2 separate regions of the Homo sapiens genome follow, and region 2 is linked to region 1. A link is an interaction called in ENCODE POLR2A ChIA-PET data of the cell type or tissue named here. Cell type or tissue: MCF 10A. All regions are shown on one strand. Links, peaks and the distances in the headings refer to the core of each region. The heading gives the core; the rest is flanking DNA. Region 1 overlaps HECW1 (HECT, C2 and WW domain containing E3 ubiquitin protein ligase 1). Region 2 has its middle 12 kb from the start of STK17A.

Region 1 (9,831 bases), core at 1,010-9,009:
AAAACAGTGATTCTCAACAGAGTGATTTTGCCTCCTAGGAGAATTGTGGCAATGTCTGGAAACATTTTTGGTTGTGACAGCTGGGGGTGATCGTGGTGGTGCTACTGTACCTAGTGGGCAAACTCACTCTCTCAAGGCCTTTTATAAGGGCCTTACTCCCATTCATGACTCTGCCCTCATCGTTTAATCACTTCTTAAAGGCCCCACCTCTTAATATCATCACGTTGGTGATTAAGTTTCAACATATGAATTCTGAGAGACGCATCCGTCAAACCACATCAGGCACTCTTATGTCCTTTTGGTGAACTAGGAGGCTGAGACTCAGATAGGTTAAGAAAGCTGCCCAGGTTCTACTGAGAGTTGGAGCAGGCATGAAACCTGGGTTTGCCTTTTGCTGTGTGGCACCTGCCTCAGGACCTGAAGGGTGCTGCCTCCATGCCAGAAACCACGCTGGCTGCAGAGGGCAAACCTGAACAATAAGATGTTGCCCTGATCCAGTTTAAAAGCTAACACAAAGTGGCCAGGGAGGGATGGAAGGAGAGACGCAGACAGTAGATTAGAGCAGTGCTTTCTCAAGCTATTTTGCACAGAAGCATAGAGATGGGGAGGAGGAAGAGCCTGAGGGGCTCAGTGAACCAGGCACCCCTCCTTGCCAGAGGCAAGGCTTCACTTTCGTCTGTTCTAGATTGGAGAACAAGGTTCCAGCTAAAAGGGTTTGGAAACCTTTGTGTTTTTTTTAAAAAAAACCTTAAAGTAGAATAATAATAATAAAAAAATAATTCAAGAGAAGATGAACATATTTGTCTTGAGAAGGTGCAGGAAATCATGAAGAAATCATGAATGAACTACACAGTATTTTAAGTGGATTTTCAGGGTAGGAAATTTGCGCCCATGTAAATGAGAGAAGAAGAACAGAAGAAACAATCGCGCACATATGGGCAGCAGAGCAAAGCCTAAGGAAGCGTGGGGAGGGCAGAGGAGGAGCTGCCCGGGAGAGGCAGATGGTGTCTCAAGGCAGGTGGTCCTCGTGCTTTGGCTGTCCTGAGAATCCGAGGAGTCCAGACTCCATTTCGTAGACAGTAGGGAATTAGTAAAGAGGTCTGTGCTGAGTAAAGGGGGGATAAATGGAAAAAGAGATAAAGAAGGGAAGAGACCCAGGGTAGGGTGAGCATAGTTGTACCATATACATGAGGCATTCACAATATGCCAGGAGCTCATGTGTAGAACAGTTTGTAGAACCCAGCATCAAGTCCTTAGGTGATAAGAATAGTGCATTGATGAATGCATATCTAAGACATTTGTTTACCACTAATAATTAAGCTAAGACATTTTTACCAAATGGCATCTTGGCTGTAAGAGATTTATTTATTTTTTACCCACAGATGTAATTTTTATATAGACTTTGGCTTCTCCTGGCATGGCTGGCTCCTGTTACCTCGGCTCATCTCCTGTGACACATATTGATAATCTAAAATGTGCCCTTCCATATTTTTTATCTGAATCATATAATCACATACTAATATATTTATATTTACATATCTCTAGCTACATACACACAGGCTTGGGGTTACTATTTTTCAGTTTTTGAATTGCGTTTTTCATGCTTTTCTGCTTTTCTTCTCTCAACAATATCTTGAGGAAATCTTTCTCTATCACCTGGTAAGGTTCTAATTCAGTCTTTTTTATGCCTCATATGACTGTGCAGTGTGGATCTGCTGTAATACATTTAACCATTCCCCTGCCGATGGACATTTGCATTGCTTCTAGGTTTGTGTCTTTACAAACAATGCTGAAATAAACACACCTGGGTGTTTTGTGCGGCAGTCCAGCATAGCTTTTAAAAGTCTGCACTAGGCCAGGCGCGGTGGCTCACGCCTGTAATCCCAGCACTTTGGGAGGCCGAGACGGGCCAATCATGAAGTCAGGAGTTTGAGACCAGCCTGGCCAAAATAGTGAAACCCCGTCTCTACTAAAAATACAAAAATTAGCCGGGTGTGATAGTGGGCGCCTGTAGTCCCAGCTACTCAGGAGGCTGAGGCAGGAGAATCGCTTGAACCAGGAAGGTGGAGGTTGCAGTGAGCCAAGATCGTGCCATTGCACTCCAGCCTGGTGACAGAGCAAGACTCTGTCTAAAAAAAAAAAAAGTCTGCACTCTAGAGTCAGACTGCATGTGATTGCTCCCTACCTCTGTCACTTACTAGCTCTTGTATTGGGCAAGTTTAAACCTCTATGGGTATGAGTTTCCTCATTTGTAAAATAGAGGATTATACTAGGTTATGTAATTCATGTTGAGCCTTTGCAAAAATACCTGGCCCATAATAAGGGCTCAATAAATATTACCTGTTATTACAAAAGTACTGAATATTAGTGCTTTTGTTTCTATGAGATAACTTTATGGGCTAAAGGGTATAGGGGTTTTAAAAATTTTAGTTTATATTGTGGATTGCATTCCCCCCTGAAAGGCTATAAAATTGCTTTCATGCATGTTTCTACCAACAATGCATGAAAGCATCCTTTTACTTATGTCCCCTCCAAAAATAAATAACTCTTCAATTTTTGGCAATTTGATCGTTATAAGGTGATATATCATTGTTACCTTAGTTTTCATTTCCTTCACCACTGGAAAAGTTGACATTTTTTAATGGGTTTATCAATCATTTGAATTTGTTCTTCTCTGACCAACTTTTTCATATTCTTTACCAGTTTTCCCAGGGTTGTATCTCCTCTTTTTTTCAAGTTGCAAGAGCTCTTTGAAATTTGTATTACAGATTTTCAACCTCTGATTTTCTTGAGTTGCAAAGATTAATTTTCAAGATCAAAGCTTGTCTTTTGACCTTGTTTATGGTATTTTTGTCAGAAAGTATTTTAACTTTTATATATTCAAATACGTTTTTTTTTTTTGAGATGGTGTCTCACTCTGTTGCCCAGGCTGGAGTGCAGTGGCGCAATCCAGGCCCACTGCAACCTTTGCTACCTGGGTTCAAGCAATTCTCCTGCCTCAGCCTCCTGAGTAGCTGGGATTACAGGCATGTGCCACTAGGCCTGGTTAATTTTTGTATTTTTTAGTAGAGATGGGGTTTCACCATGTTGGCCAGGATGGTCTCAAACTCCTGACCTCAAGTGATCCACCCGCCTTGGCCTCCTAAAGTGTTGGAATTAGAGGTGTGAGCCACTGTGCCCGGCCTTTCTTTTCTTTTATAGATTCTAGTTGTTGATTAAAAAGATTGTCTCTAAAAAGGTCTCTACCACTCAAGGTTTCTTGAGTTCATTTTATGTTCTCAATAATTTTTATGTTCTAGCATATGCATAAATTCACCTAGATTTTCCTGAAGAAATTTCATTCCTTTTTTTCACGTATTTTCAAAGTAGAGAGGAATCTAACATAATTTTCTTTTGGTTGCATACCCAGTTACAGTACTGGCATCATTAACTAAATAGTTAATTCTTTTCCTACTGGAAGTTTCTCACACATTCTGAAGAAAGCTGGGTTCAGAAATAGGACAGGCAGAATCCCAACCAATCCCGTACATTCTATGGTGACTTCTCATCTAACTTTTGCTCCACATCTTCTTTGAGAATTGATAGGGAGGCTACTGAGATTCAGCCAGAGATGGGGTCAGCAAAGCTCTTGTAGGTGTTCGTGAAAGAACCCAGGGGCTGTTGTTAGGGGTAGGGCTGGGGCTGGGGCTTACCTGATCTTAAACTCAGATCAAAAGTCCACACTGAGCTCTTTTGTCAGGAGGGCCCTGGGAGGTTGAAGGGCCATGAGACACCCAGTGGGATCTCATAATGTTGTGGTTTCTACCTACTAATTCAAGACTCTGCAGATGTAGCAAGGGATATTTAAAATGTGTTATCCGGGACTTCTTAAGTTCCATAAAACTCTACAATTACACTTAATACCCACTTACCCACTTGGCCAAACTCTAAACATGCACAAAAGAGCTTCCCTCCTCCCCCACTTCCCCTTGCTAAAGACCTGAAAACAGAAGATTTTTACCACCCAGGTAGTATCTGCTTGGGAAGGGAGAGAGGTCGGGGCTGGGGCAGAAGGGGGCAGGGGAGTCTGTTTATTTTGCAGTTAGCAAAGGGCCTTGGGATCCTCTTGGAAATTTTGGTTTGAGAGGTGGTAAAATGTCTGATTGTGACAACTGTAAGGTTAGATTCGTCACCACCACAGACATAAATGAGCTCACAGACATTTTGGTGGCTGCAGAGAAACTGATTAACAGCATCAAATCTGAAATCTGGCCCTGAAAATCCTTCTCACACTGACAATTATGTAAAGAGTGACTCATAACGTAGTCGTTTCTTAAAATGATACATGTTAGCACAAGCATAGGCCACATAACCACATTTCAGTTAATGACAGACCACATATACAACGGCGGTCTCAAAAGATTATAACGGAGCTGCCCTATACAGGTGTACCATTTCTTATCTTCTATACAATAATTTTACTGTACTTTTTCTATGTTTAGCTATGTTGAGATACACAAATACTTGCTATTGTGTTACAGTTGCCTAAGGTATTCAGTACAGTAACATGTTGTGCAGGTTTGTTGCCCAGGAGCAATAGGCTATAGCATAGAGCATAGGTGTGAGGTAGGCTCTGCCATCTAGGTTTGTGTAATTCCACTCTATGATGTTCACGCAATGATAAAATTGCTTAGTGATGCATTTCTCAGAGGTATCCCTGTCGTTAACTGACACATGACTGTACTTAAGACAAAGAAAATGTGTCTGAGGCGCTGGTATTCTTCCTAGGAATAGAGAAGGAACTCACCTATTTCAGTTGTTCAGACTTTTAGGGCATCTCAGATTTGCTCCAGGAAAAGTGACATTCAGAATGATTGGGACAAAAAGAATTTCCAGTGGTGATTTCAGAGAGAATAGTTGGTAGGAGCTTAAATGACACTCAACAATGAGTGAGAGGCTCCAAATTTACTTATTTATTTTTACTGTTTTTATTTATTTTATTTTAGTTTAAATATTCTGAACTAAAAATTGAAATGAGATAAAAATTCTCATTAACCAAGAAGTTTTACCTGAGAAGTATTCCATCCGTCCATCCATCCTTCCACTCAACCATCCGTCTATCTGTCCAGCCTGTCTTCTTCCCTCCCTCCTTTCTTTTTTTCCTTCCTTCCTTCCACACATATTTACTGAGCGCCAAGTATGTGACTAGGAAAGCTACAGCCAAGACTCTGGTCTCACTGGGCTTACATTTTCGGGAAGAAACGACAACGAATTATAAACATATTAATACTTTTTATAGTGATAAATTCAGTCAATATATTAAAGTAAGATGTTAAGTTGGAAAATTATAAATGGATGCACTATTTTAAATTGAGTGCTCAGGAAAGACCCTTAGAGAAGGGAATGTTTGAACTTAAATGTGAATCTTTCCTATATAAACATAATAGTTTGAAACTATATGCATTTGCAATATTCATGCATTGTATTAGACATAAAAATAAATTTGGACCTTTCACAATTCATTTATAGTTTTGTTTTTTATGCCTCCATTCAAAATATGCGAGCATTTTAACTTGGTAGTTTCTTATATATAATTTTGCAGCAAGTAAGTGAAGAGTTTCCAATGACACAAAGTTTTGGTAAATATTAAAAATGTTGAAATAACATATCTCACAGCATCTGGGAGTGTGCTACTATAATCTGGCTAATTCAGATTATAAAGAAGTATCATTTAAAATAGAGGGTACTACATAAAGAAGGAATGGTAGGTTGATTTTTAAAAAGGTGTCTTTGCACTGATAAGTATTTGGTAGAATTTTAGGTGCTCACCAGTGTCATTTCAAGCTATTTAGCCTGTCATATACTTAACTTCCCACCATTTATAATCTATCACCAAGTTTTGTTCATTCATTTGTTCATGCTCCTTCTGAAAAATCTTTCCATTTCTACTGCTTCTGCCCTATTTTGATTCTTTAATATCTCTTCCTACAACTATTTCACTAGCCTCTTAAATGACACCCCTATTGCCCACTCCAGTTCATCTTCCACTTGTAACCAGAGTTGACTTTCTGAGTTTAATAAAGATCTGATCAGGCTCTTCCTTTACTAATGAAATGCCTGGCTCCCTGTCATTGTCATCTTCATGACAAAACCCAAACGCCTGGGAATGCCATCAAATGCTTTTCCCTACCCGACACCAGGATGCCTTTCCAGCCTCTTTCTCTCTTCTGAGGCCACACCAAACTGACATCTGCTGTGAATGCTGGGCCCTCCATCTAGAATTCCCCACTCCTCTTCTCTGCCAGCCAATTATTCTCATTCATTTTTCCAAAGTTCCTTGTACCTCATTATTACAATACAATGTGATAAGCACTATAATAGAGGTATGCACAGCATTGGTCACATTGTATTTTAATTTGACCAATTATATATCTGACTTTGCCTTTGAATGGGGGCTAGATCCTGATGATAGAGCCATGATACCTGGGTTCCTATTCCTACCTGGTCCTCGACTATCTCTGTGGCTTTGTTTATGTCTGCACCTCATTTTCCTCATCTGTAAAAGTAGGATAACTCAGTATGTGGGTTATAATGTTGTAATAATAACATTATATCTGGGTTATAATGTTGTTAGACAGTGCCTGGTATATTTAGCATGTTCTCAATGGATCCTTCATTATTTAGCTTAATTATTAAATTATGTATCCCTAAAGATAGAAAATCAGGATACAATAAATATGAAAAGGATAAAAAAGTAGCATATGAGTGCCTCATCAATATGCAAATGACATCATCATAATCAAAGAATGAAGATATGAAATGTGGAATAGGCTGGGCACGTTGGCTCACGCCTGTAATCCCAGCACTTTGGGAGGCCAAGGAGGATGGATCACCTGAGGTCAGGAGTTTGAGACCAGCCTGTCCAACATGGTGAAACCCCGTCTCTACTAAAAATACAAAAATTAGCTGGGCGTGGTGGCATGTGCCTGTAATCCCAGCTACTTGGGAGGCTGAGGCAGGAGACTTGCTTGAACCAGGAGGTGGAGGTTGCAGTGAGCAAAGATTGCACTCAGCCTGGGGGACAAGAGCGAAATTCCATCTCAAAAAAAAAAAAAAGAAAAGAAAAGAAAAAAGAAATTTGGAATAGTATTCCAAGACTTCTGTCATCAAAGACACAACAGACACATACTGTTCTGTAAATTATAAGATTTCTGGTGGATGGGTTGAATGTCCTGAAATGTAGAGGCTCTTGTGGTAATTTTCCATTCCCTGCTCTCCTGTCCTCCACTAATTTCCCATCTTTTTCTGTCCTGCTCTGTGACTTAGGGACTGGCCACTGTGGGTTGCAGTATCTGGAGAGCCTCTGTCCTCTGGTTCATGGTTGGGTTTGGCCATTGGGACTGGAGGGTGGAAGAAGAGTGTTGATTGAGAGTGTTATTTCCCTGCTTTGCCCTGCTGTGGCCAGGTCTCGCAGGGGCTGTGTCCTTGAGTGACCACAGTGTCCATGGGTGGTCCCTTATAGGCTCCAGCTTTGAAAGAGCTCTTCTGACTCTAACTCCTCTTTCTCTTTGGCCTGAATATTATCACTGCTGACTTTGACATGGTCCTTTCAGTTTGGAAGTCAGTCGTACAAATAAGTAATGAAACAGCAATTGCAGAAAGTCTCTTTAGGTCAAAGGCAACAAAACAAAACAAAAATCAAAAATCCTGACCAAAAGCAAAAAACAAAAAAAAACCAAAACCCACAAACAGTTTTTTTTTCCAGCTTACTTAACGTGTGTAACACAGAATTTTCACTATATTTATTCATATTCGTATGTCTCAACACTGCACGAGAAAGAAAGGAAGTGGGTGGAATCATGATGCCCTGCTAGGGCTTTTGATTAAGCTGGCTCTATTCCAATGGATACAAAGCCCACACACAGGGAGCAGGAAGCCCAGAATGTCAAGTACCCACTCTCAAAGGGGAGCTTTCAGAGGAAGGACACACTGTCAGGGGTTTCTCCATTGATGTCTTTGGGCAGTGCCTTGCCTGGAAGTGGCCGCTGCAGGACCACGTGCAGTGTGAGAAGAAGGAGGAGGCCTTCCTTCAGTAACAAGCAGCATTCACGCGTCGTGGAGAGCAGAGTCCCAGAGTGTAAAGATCTTAAGGGACATGTGCATTTATCACTGACTTTGCAAGGGCTTTAAAACCACAGATAATACAGAAAAGTGTGAAATTTGAGCAATTAATTGCACATGGCAGGAGGGAGCACTTTATTAATCTTAACCCTGGTAGAAGGAAGAGACTGGTAGGACTTGTGGAATAATACTCATTTATGCACCCAGTGGTCGGGGAGATGTTCTGAACACCTGAAAGTGCCAGGTGTTGTGCTAGAGTGAAATAAGACAAAAGTGTCTCTGCTCCAATAGAGCTTATTTTTTAGAGGGAACTCAGAAAATGTGTAAGAGGATGGGACGCAGAAGAAGGTCAGCGAAGGATAAAGAAGCAGAATAACAACAACAAAAAAAGATAAAATTGACCACTGCAAAGTTGCTGCCTCCAGCCACAGCTGAGTACCGTGTCAATCCTGAGTGATGTTTAATCCTTTGAAGCCTTATAATGGATTTTTGCTAGGCATTAAAAAAATATAATCATGTAAGAGCAGCTGTGTTGAAACATTCATATAAACTCTACTCAGTGCATTTGGTTTCTCAGTTATTCCTCCATAGCAAACCAATCGGTATTAAATGTGTGTATGTTAAGCAGTAATAATTCTTCCAGTTAAAGGAAAACTCTAGTCCTTTCACTATTTCACTAGCCTACAAGCAACTGACTTTTAAATTCATCTAATTTTTATTAATGATTATGATAACATATAAAATTATGCTCAGCAGTACAAAATAGATCCATTTAGCTCATCAGCGTTTTACACATTTATAAATTTTATAAAATATGAATACCAATTTCACAGCATTTTCTGATAATGCCTCACTAGAGAATAAAATTTCTATTTTTGGAAAAAACCAACAACAACTTTTGAAGCTGACCTGGTTTGCCATGTTTATTTCGGGTCTGTGGTTATGCTTATCTCTGATTCCAGAGTGAAGGGAGGTGGGCAGGGCGTGGGTGTCCATTAAGGCACCTCTGTCCTTCCTGCAGGCCAAATCCTGCCCTGGCTTGTCCTGTGTCAAGGGACAATGTCCTGCTTTACAAAGTCAAGGCTGTGCCCATAGAAAGCCTTGTAATCTTTTGGTTTCTCCGTTTCCTTATGAGTGATGCACAGGCTCTGATGATTGTCATCCTCTTCACAGCCTCCATGAATCTCCTGATGAACTCCCTCAGAAGGTGGAAGGAGCACCTGACACCGACCCGAGATCAGCAGCAGCTACGCCCACGCTGTGGGCAGTTAAGAGGCAGCCAGTGGTACCAGTCGTGAGCGATCAGATTTGAGGACTCAGGATTCTGGTTTCCTGAGTGTCATGGACCTGCGGGCTGCAGAAATGACAGCGACAGGTCTTCAGGCAGGTGCCACAGCACCCACACACTGCCAGCATTTTGTGCAAAATACCCAAAGCCACATCACCAGATCTGGGCTCTCCTAGCTTCCCTTTGCTAAAATGCTGGCCAAAGAGCTTAACGAGCCACTCAGGGGCACAAGATAGGTGAAACCTGCATGTTTTGTTTGTTAAACTATTTGCCACATGGCACAAGAAAATAACAAAAAATAAACAAAAGGAATAACTGCAGCATCATGGTTTTGTTAAGATGTCCCAAAGCTGATCAGGGCTTCCTGTTGAAATCTAAATGAGACTCTTCCTAGGTGGCTTACATTCAGTCAGCTGTGGCTCTGTGCAAAGAAAACCAGTTTC
Region 2 (9,831 bases), core at 752-8,751, 55 kb before region 1:
TACTTCTCATCTATGTTGACAGAAAATGCTGGGAAAAAACATTGCATAATATTCAATACCCACTCATGACTGATTAAAATAGAAGGGAATTTCCTAAACTTAAGAAGATACATCTCTAAAAAACCTACAGAAGTATTATCGTTGAAGTCAGAGGCACAGCAAAGTTACGTGCTATCACGACTCTTATTCAGTGTTGCAGTTGAGAACCTAAATAGTGCAGTAAGACACTCTGGCATTAATATTGGAAAGGAAGAATTTAAATGGTCATGAAGGAATAGTCACAATTGTTAAATGTAGAGAATTCTATATTCTACTTCTAGAATATCCAAAAGAATAAACTGGACCGGGCTCATGCCTGTAATCCTAACACTTTGGGAGACCGAGGTGGGAAGATCGCTTGAGCTTAGGAGTTTGAAACCAGCCTGGGCAACATAGTGAAACCTTGTTTCTATTAATGCTATTTTAAAATGTAATAAAAAAGGGCTGGGTGTGATGGCTCATGCCTGTAATCCCACCACTTTGGGAGGGAGGCCGAGGTGGGTGGATTGCTTGAGGTCAGGAGTTCAAGACCAGCCTGATCAACATGGTGAAACCCCGTCTCTACTAAAAATACAAAAATTAGCCGGGCATGGTGGCGGGCATCTGTAATTCCAGCTACTCGGGAGGCTGAGGCATAAGAATCGCTTAAACCCGGGAGGTGTAGGTTGCAGTGAGCCAGGATAGTGCCACTGCACTCCAGCCTGGGTGACAGCATGAGACCCCATCTCAAAAAAGAAAATTTTAAAATAAAAGAAAATAAATAAATAAGTAAAATGTAATAAAAAAGAATCAACTGAAAAATATTAAAATTAATATATTTTAAAAGACAATTAGGTTTAATAAAAATAAATCAATAGCATTCCTACATAATAACAATGAGATATGAAAGCTAATGGGGAACTATTCCATTTGAATAAAATGAAAATAAAGCATGCAGAAACGACCCTCACAAAAATGCACAAAGCTTATATTTTATTTTAAAGAATGTATCTATTCTAAGAGACATAAACAAATGCTTCAATAGAGATACATAGATGAAAAGATTAGATTCTGTAATTCTTTGGAAATAAATCAGTATCTTTAACAAAATTCTAATAAGTCTCAAAAATATGTCTTTTGGAATGTGTTAAAATTATCTCAGAGTTCATCATGAAGAATATCCAAATGAGTGTAGCTAGAAAATTTTTGCAAAAGAAAGTCGTAAGGAGAGAACTGTCCTAACATATTAAAATACAGTATGAAATAAGATAGCTCAACATAGCAGAATAGTTTTGAAATAGAGTTATAATATTTAAGAAACCACAATAAGCCCCAAATCTTCTAAATCATTAAATGTAAAACAAACAAACAAAAACTACAAAATCTAGAAAGAAATGACACATAACAATTAGCTGACTTTTTCTTTTTTTGTTGTTTTTTTGACACGGGGTCTCACTGTTGCCCAGACTGGAGTGGAGTGGTGCCAGCTCGGCTCACTGCAACCTCTGCCTCCTGGATTGAAGCGATTCTCTTGCCTCGGCCTCCCGAGTAGCTGGGATTACAGGCATGTGCCACCATGCTTGGCTAATTTTTGTATTTTTAGTAGAGACAGGTTTTTGCCATGTTGGCTAGGTTGGTCTTGAACTCCTGGCCTCAAATGATCCATCCTCCTTGGCCTCCCAAAGTGCTGGAATTACAGGCATTAGTCACTTTGCCTGGCCTTGACAATTAGCTGATTTCTGAAAGAAAAAGTAACTTCTAAGAAATAAAGCAGTGGAAAAAAACTCCAAGAAAAATATTTGACTACCTAATAATTCAAAAATCATTGCATATCAAAAAATGTTATATGCAAAGTTAGAAGGCAAACAAGCTGGAAATACATTAGCAAAAAGCATTATAGATAAAAATCATACCCTAAATGAAGAACATATAATAAGAGGTGTGCCAACACTATATTAGAAAGAGGTCAAAGAAAATAAAAGATTTTTTTATAGTGAAATGTTCAAATTTAATTTATATTTCCTGGAGAAATATAAATGGGGTTTCATTTTTGCCAATAAAATTGGCAAAGATTTTTAGGGTAATTCAATGCCCATTGTTAGTGATAATGGGGAGAAAGACTGGAAAGATAAAAACCCAAGTGCTTTTTGTTTCCTTGTGTTGTTCTGATCTGTGTTTTTCTGTATAGAGCGCTATACCTGATTTTATCAGATATTCTTACCTGGCCCACCTGTTTTAATATCAACCTGAGTTTATCTTTATCAAATTGCATTATAAGTGTATACTTTCTTTCTTCCTAGTTAGATCAGAAGGGACCATTTATTCTATATCCTCAGTGTGTATAAGTGACACTTTGTAAATATTGATGAATAGATGTGGTTGAATTGAGTATGCAATGCTCTTACTATCCGAGTAAGATAATGGTTAAATGAATTTTGATATATTTACCTGATAGGTTATTATGCAATACTTTTTTTTTTTTGAGATGGAGTTTCTCTTTTGTTGCCCAGGCTGGAGTGCAATAGTGTGATCTCAGCTCACTGCAACCTCCGCCTCCTGGGTTCAAGCTATGCTCCTTCCTCAGCCTCCCAAGTAGCTGGGATTACAAGCATGCACCACCATGCCCAGCTAATTTTGTATTTTTAGTAGAGATGGGGCTTCCCCATGTTGGTCAGGCTGGTCTCGAACTCCCCACCTCAGGTGATCCGCCTTCCTTGGCCTCCCAAAGTTCTGGGATTACAGGCGTGAGCCACCGTGCCTGGCACTTACATATCAACCTTTTGAAAAAGATTTTTAGGGTAGAAAATCAGTTTTCTTAGGTCAATCTGACAGAAGTTTAATCTAAAAAAAATCAACTGGGCAATATTTTTAAACATACAATTATAATAAAAGTATACTTTGTAAATATATATATATATGAAAAAGATAGATTCACTTATTTTTAGAAGCTAGGTCTTTCAAGTGCTGTAAGCTGCCAACATTCTCATTCGTGTTAAATACTTACAGGCTTCAAGGGACTTGTTTTAGCAAACAAACAAACAAAAAAGTAGGCCGAGCATGGTAGCTCATGCTTGTAATCCCAACACTTTGGGAGGCTGAGGTGGGCAGATGGCTTGAGCTCAGGAGTTCGAGACCGGCCTGGTCAACATGGTGAAATCCTGTCTCTACTACAACTACAAAATAATTAGCTGGGCGTGGTGGTGGGCGTCTGTAATCCCAGCTACTCGGGAGGCTGAGGCAGGAGAATTGCTCTAACCCAGGAGGCGGAGGTTGCAGTGAGTGGAGATCACACCACTGCACTCCAGCTTGGGCGACAGAGTAAGACTCTGTCTCAAAAAAAAAAAAAAAGTAAAAAGAAACTGTTCTTCTCAAACCTGCCTTTTCATGGTTTATAATCTTTCATCCCTGATTCATATATTTGAATCTTTCTTCATCGACTTGGACATTTAAAAGTAGTTATGTTGTGGCTTTTTTAGAATGCAGTACTATTTCAAGTTCCATTGGCTCATTCCATCTGTGGATTTTCTTTCCTAGTAATGGAGTTCCTTATATATTTTATACTTTTTTGATGATGAGCTCCTATTTTAACTGTAACTTTGTATTTTTAAATGTTTCAAATAGGGTCTGAGTTGGGAAAGAATCTCTATGATGTGGTTTCTAAATGGCCTCTGCCCTGACTACAGAGCTTGTTGATTGGGAGACAAATTTCTGGCTTAATTTCTCAATGGAGCTTGGGGGTTCTGAAGCATTTGGATGACGTGAATTTGTGTTCTGCACTGTCATGAGCCATGAGTCAGGATTCAGGATCTGTGGTTCACACCACTTCCTCCATCAAACAACTTATTGCCTGCTCTGTGCCAGCAGAGGAGGTTTTTACAACCCAGTCATGAAGAAGTCAGCACTTTCCCAATTTCAGGTTCAATGCCAAGAGTTCATTTTCAGTTCCTTGCTCTATAAGAAGACTGAGGGCTCAAGTCCTGACCCAGAAGAAAACCCATGTCCTTAAAGTGTTTAACCAATTCTTACTAACCACTGTAGCTGTAGGTTTCTTTTTATTGCTAGCTTCTTAGCTTCACTGTATATTACATTAAAAACAATATATATATATATTTTTTTTTTTTTTTTGAGATGGAGTCTTGCTGTCACCCAGGCTGCAGTGCAGTGGCACAATCTCAGCTCGCTGCAGCCTCTGCCTCCTGGGTTCCAGTGATTCTCCTGCCTCAGTCTCCTGGGTAGCTGGGATTACAGGCACACACCACCATGCCTGGCTAATTTTTGCATTTTTAGTAGAGACGGGGTTTCGCCATGTTGGCCAGGCTGGTCTCGAACTCCTGACCTCAGGCAATCCGCCCGCCTTGGCCTCCCAAAGTGCTGGGATTACAGGCGTGAGCCACCACGCCCGGCTTTTTTTTTTTTTTTTCTTTTTTTGAGACAGAGTCTCGCACTGTCGCCCAGGCTGGAGTGCAATGGCGCAATCTTGGCTCACTGCAACCTCCACCTACTGGGTTCATGTGATTCTCCTGCTTCAGTAATTAAGTAGCTTGGATTACAGGCACATACCACCACACCTGGCTAATTTTTTGTATTTTTAGTAGAGTCGGGGTTTCACTATGCTGGCCAGACTGATCTGGAACTCCTGACCTCATGATCAGCCCGCCTCAGGATCCCAAAGTGCAGGGATTACAGGCGTGGGCCACCATCTTTTTACATTTCGAGCATGAGGGTGGTGGTTGTTTTCAAGTCAGCTTAGTGCTCCATCTTAATTGGAAGTCTGCTATTGTTTGCTTGTTTTTTTGTTTTGGTTTATTTTTCAGTCAATTCAGCTGTCTTTTTATGTATTTTGCTTCTATTTCTCAGGGGTCATGTCTTCTGGCTAGCTATTCAGAATGCCAATTAGAAAATACATATTTTTTTTGAGCCAGAGTCTTGCTCTGTTGCCCAGGCTGGAGTGCAGTGGCATGATCATAGCTCACTGCAGCTTTGAACTCCCAGGCTCAAGGGATCCTCCCACCTCAGTCTCCTGAGTAGCTGGGACTATAGATGTGTACCACTGCATCTGGCTAATTAATTATTATTTTTTTTTTTTAGGAGAGATATGGTCTTGCTATGTTGCCCAGGCTGGTCTTGAACTCCTGGCCTCAAGCAGTCCTCTTGCCTTGGCCTCCCAAAGTGCTAGGACCACAGGCATGAGCCGCTGCACCTGGCCCAATTAGAAATTTTTTAATAATTTCAATTGTTGCCAGTAGTGAGTCATCTTCAGGGATGAACTCTTCCTTTGAGTCTTCAGGGTGCTGTTTCTTTTTCTTGTTCTGTGATGTTTGTCATAGTTTCCAGAATTATTTGTCCTTCAGTGAGTAAATTAGACCTAGCTTTTGCTAAGGAACTGTGTGTCTGTGTGTGTGTGTGTGTGTGTGTGTGTGTGTTTTGGTTCAACCCTCTGTTCATTTGGACACCTGGACTCCTACATCTGGACAGCAGGTAGGTGAGCACAGACCAACTGGAGAATCTGGTAAGTATTCATCTAAGTGAAGCTCAGTGGAACTGAGGAAGTATTGCCTTCTACCTTTACTGCTTGCTCTTCTGAAAAACTATGAAAACTACAAGCCACCGCAGGCTTGACCAGAAATGCTTCAGTTTCAAAGGCATTTGCATTTGCTGTCGCCTTTGACCAAGCCACTCTTCCTCCAGAGAGTGTCAACGCTCATTCTCTCATCTCTTAAGATTTTGCCCAAACATCATCTTTTGTCAGCACCTTCCCTAAAAATTCTTTTTATATTTCTAATCCCTTCTATTTCAACCCTCTTCATTTCCTTTCTCTTCCTTTCCTCTCCTTTTTCCCCGTCACACTTACCACCTCTCAACATACTCTATTATGTACTTACTTATTCTTTGTTTTGTTTACTGATGCAACACCAGTGCCTAAAACAATGCCCAGCACAGTGCTGATGTTCAATAAACATTTATTGATAAATTGAATAAATAAGTGCTTTGCCACTAGGGTTCTTCTTTCTCCTACCCTCCCCTACAGAATTTGTGTATGGGGGCTTCATCTTTTGGAATATGCGATACAGGATAATTTTCCTTTAGTTCCTGCTGTCTACATAGGAGTTCTAATCCAGGATAAACATAGAGTGTTACTGATGATGGGGTGGAAAGAGTATCTAAGAACAGTTTAGTGTCTGACCTGAATGAACGAAGTCACCTCCAGATCCACCAGTAAGATGCAATTTTGAACCATAACTTGGCCTTTGATATTTTAAAACTCTTGATACATATCATCAAATTATATTCAGAAAAGTTATGCCAACATGCCAATTTCTCTTTTCTCTGCAGTCTCATTATTAATTAATTAATTAATTATTATTTTTTTGAGACAAGGTCTCACTATGTTGACTAGGCTGGTCTCAAGCTCCGAGCCTCAAGCAGTCCTCCTGCCTTAGCCTCCTGAGTAGTTGGGATTTGTGAGCCACCAGACTTGGCCATTGTCAATTGAAACTAAAGAGTAGCTACCATGCATAGTGAATGCTCTCCTAAGGGTAAACGGTCAGTGTTTCTTCTCAAAAGTTATCCTAAAAAGGAAAGAATGCTGAATGGTCTTTGAATCAATTATCTATTGCCACAAAAAAGTACAGTGATCACAAAATATCACTGGTGTTTAACCATGCACTTTTAGTGTTGATGTCTCCGGGGTCAGCTGGAGGTTGGCCGGGTGGCTCTAATGATCCTGGCTGGGTTTGCTCAAGTACCTGGTGGTCAGCTGGCTGTTGGTTGATCTAGCCTGGCTCGGTTTGGCCCCTGACATCTCTCATTCTCCTCTTATTCCAGGCCTGCTCTCATGGTGATAGCACAGCAACAAGAGAGAGAGGTCAAGCTCAGCCGTGCAAGTACTTTACATGCCTCTGCTTGTGTTATGCTGGGTGGGTGGTTCAGGGAATGACTCAGAATGACCAACCACAGATGGAGGTGACTGCAAAGTTACAGGGTAAAGGATGTGACTTCAGGGGGGCTGAAGAATTGAGGCCCTTTTATGTGATCCACCACAATCTTAGAAGAGAGTTATTTCCCGTTGTCGTTTAATTTTTCCTACTGAAAGAATAAGGTTGGAAAAAGGGAAGAAGCTCTTTTTATGAGTGAATATAAAATTCTGGACAGGATAAAAGCCAGGACCCCATTTTTATTACATTTAAAAAGTAATAGGGATTATGTAACAACTGTGTAAGAAAAACAGAAAACTCTATAGGATGTACTCTTTGGAATAAAATGGAAAGAAATACAAGTTCTTGGGCATATATAACTTGCCCAATTATTTGAACAAATTAATTCTAATCTGAATAAGTTTTAATGCTAATTCAATCAGAAGTTCCAGACATTAAAAAGAAATCTCTTTGTAGCTGTATTCTCCCAGCTTTTAAAGATATGAAGGTTCTTAGGCTGATTGAATCACCTCTGCTCATTTCTTTGTTTACTGTTTCAGAAAAAAATATTTCCCTCTTTCTGGTATAATACATTTAAATTATTTTTCCCATTTTTATACATGCTCAAATTCTGTCTCCGAGTTCATTCCTGCCCATGCTTCCTCACCAGCAGAGACAATTGCTCCTGTTGCCTTTTCCTGTAGCACGTTGCTTATTATTTTTTAATGGCGTCATATTGTACTCAGGAGCCAGGTTTGGCGAGCTGGGTTGGGGAGACTACTCACACTGGAATCGGGCCAAATCTCAACTGGAGGAGAATAATGCATTATTATATTGTTAGATCATGAGCTCCCTGAGGGCAAAGACTGCCACTGGCCCCTGTGTCTGGCACAAGACCCAACACGTAACAAGTATTCAATAAGTGGTTACTTGAATGAGGTGGTGTGTGGTTGAGTGCTTGGGCCCTGGAGCTGGCTCCTTGTTCTCAAATCTTGGCTATGTCGTTTACTAACTGTGTGTCTTTGGGCAAGTTAGTTCACTTCTTTGTACTTTTTTTCTTTTTCAGCTTAAAAGAGGGATATAAAGGTAGCTATTTCATAAGATGATACATAAAAGGCATGTCAGAATTTATGATTGTTACTATTACTGCTGGAGGCTCTTAAGGTGGCAGGAAGGAGGATGTTACAGATTGAATCATGTCCTCCAAAGAAGATATACTGGAGCTCTAACTCCACCCAGTACCTCAAATATGATTCTATTTCCTTATTTGGAGGTAAGGTCTTTACAGAACTAATCAAGTTAAAGTGAGGTCATTAGCGTTAGCCCTAATCCAATATGATGTTGTCCTCATAAAAAGGAAAAGTGTAGACACACACACACACACACACACACACACACACACACACACAGTCATACAAAGATGAAGGCAGAGATCTACAAGCCAAGGAATGCCAAATACTGCAAGAAAACCACTGGAAACTAGGAGAGCGGGGTGGAATAGATGCTTTCCCACAACCCTGAGAAGGAACCAGCCCCCGACACCTTCATAGCAAACTGCTAGCCTTCTTTAAGCCACCCAACTTGGGGTTCTTTGTTCTGGCAGCCCTAGCAAACTTGCACAGAGGGGCCGTGGGAACCAGCAGCCCACATCCTTCTTTGGTGACTGCACACTGACCTTGGATTCCTGGCATCCAGTTGTACTCTTTCAGGTTCCATCTCTTCTGCATACCTCATGCTCCTGGCACATTTTTGAATGGTTATGCCAGGTCCAGAGCCCAGGACCCCACAGGATATTTTGTGATAAGGCGGTAGCCTTCAAGGTAAAACTCAGTGGCCTTGACATCAACTATTCTGTTCTCAGATCTCCAAGGTAAACCTGTTGGACAAAAGTGTCTAAGCCTATTCCCAGCCATAAATGTGATATGTAATTCCTGCAGCACTGATAAAGGTTGGCCTGATCCTCCATAACTCCCTTCACTTATTCTGTTAGAGAGCCATCCTCTATAAACACATCTAAACCATGTCTGGAGTACAAGCTATGTGTGTCACTTTTCCCTTTACAGTATATAATTAGTGAGCTGTCAGCACATTAATTGGAAAAGTATGGCCATAGAAATCAGGAGACCTGGCCGAGTGCGGTGTCTCAACCTGTAATCCCAGCACTTTGGGAAGCCAAGGCAGGTGGATCACTCGAGGCCAGGAGTTTGAGACCAGCCTGACCAACATGGTGAAACCCCATTTCTACTAAAAATACAAAAATTAGCTGGGCATGGTGGTGCACACCTGTAATTCCAGATACTTGGGAGGCTGAGACAGGAGAATTGCTTGAAACCGGGAGGTGGAGGCTGCAGTGAGCCGAGATCACGCCATTGCACTCTGGCCTGGGCAACAACAGTGAAACTCAGTCTCAAAATAAATAAATAAATAAAAATAAAAAAGAAATCAGGAGACCTGAAGTCCAATCTTGATTTCAGAGTAAGATTAAAGCAGAATACTATAATCTATGCCTCACTATAAATGATGATCTAGTCCAGATTTTCTCTTTATGACTTAGAAGAAAAGTGATTTTCAGTTAGAATAAATCTGAAGTCAGCCCAGCACGTGTGGAAAAATGCAATATTGGCCGGGCATGGTGGCTCATGTCTGTAATTCCAGTACTTTGGGAGGCCAAGGTGGGTGGATCACCTAAGGTCGGGAGTTCGAGACTAGCCTGACCAACATAGAGAAAACCTGTCTCTACTAAAAATACAAAATTAGCCGAGCGTGGTGGCGCATGCCTGTAATCCCAGCTACTCAGGAGGCTGAGGCAGGAGAATTGCTTGAACCCGGGAGGCAGAGGTTGCAGTGAGCCAAGATTGCACCATTGCACTCCAGCCTGGCCAACAAGAGCAAAGCTCTG

The links. Peaks named below come from ENCODE experiments on the same cell type or tissue, not always from the same donor. Only the 100,000 strongest peaks of a DNase experiment are listed, where the experiment ranks them.
Region 2: POLR2A ChIA-PET joins it to region 1 with 18 read pairs; 8 of 35 experiments call an interaction of 5 or more read pairs at or near these places.

Annotation. Positions count from the first base shown.
Region 1 is chr7:43,511,566-43,521,396 of GRCh38, reverse strand. All of the region lies in intron 24 of HECW1 (HECT, C2 and WW domain containing E3 ubiquitin protein ligase 1), which reads right to left. It overlaps LUARIS (lncRNA upregulator of antiviral response interferon signaling), which reads left to right. Exons shown (of 3, transcript NR_038276.1): 2 at 9,274-9,831. Among named protein-coding and RNA genes, the nearest start is that of LUARIS, 6.1 kb to the left of the region's middle. In MCF 10A, for the core only: no CTCF peak of the experiment used is centred there; a DNase peak (open chromatin) is centred at 4,276.
Region 2 is chr7:43,566,672-43,576,502 of GRCh38, reverse strand. No RefSeq gene overlaps it. Among named protein-coding and RNA genes, the nearest start is that of STK17A, 12 kb to the left of the region's middle. RefSeq lists a silencer at 3,874-3,953. In MCF 10A, for the core only: no CTCF peak of the experiment used is centred there; DNase peaks (open chromatin) are centred at 3,832, 6,932 and 7,742.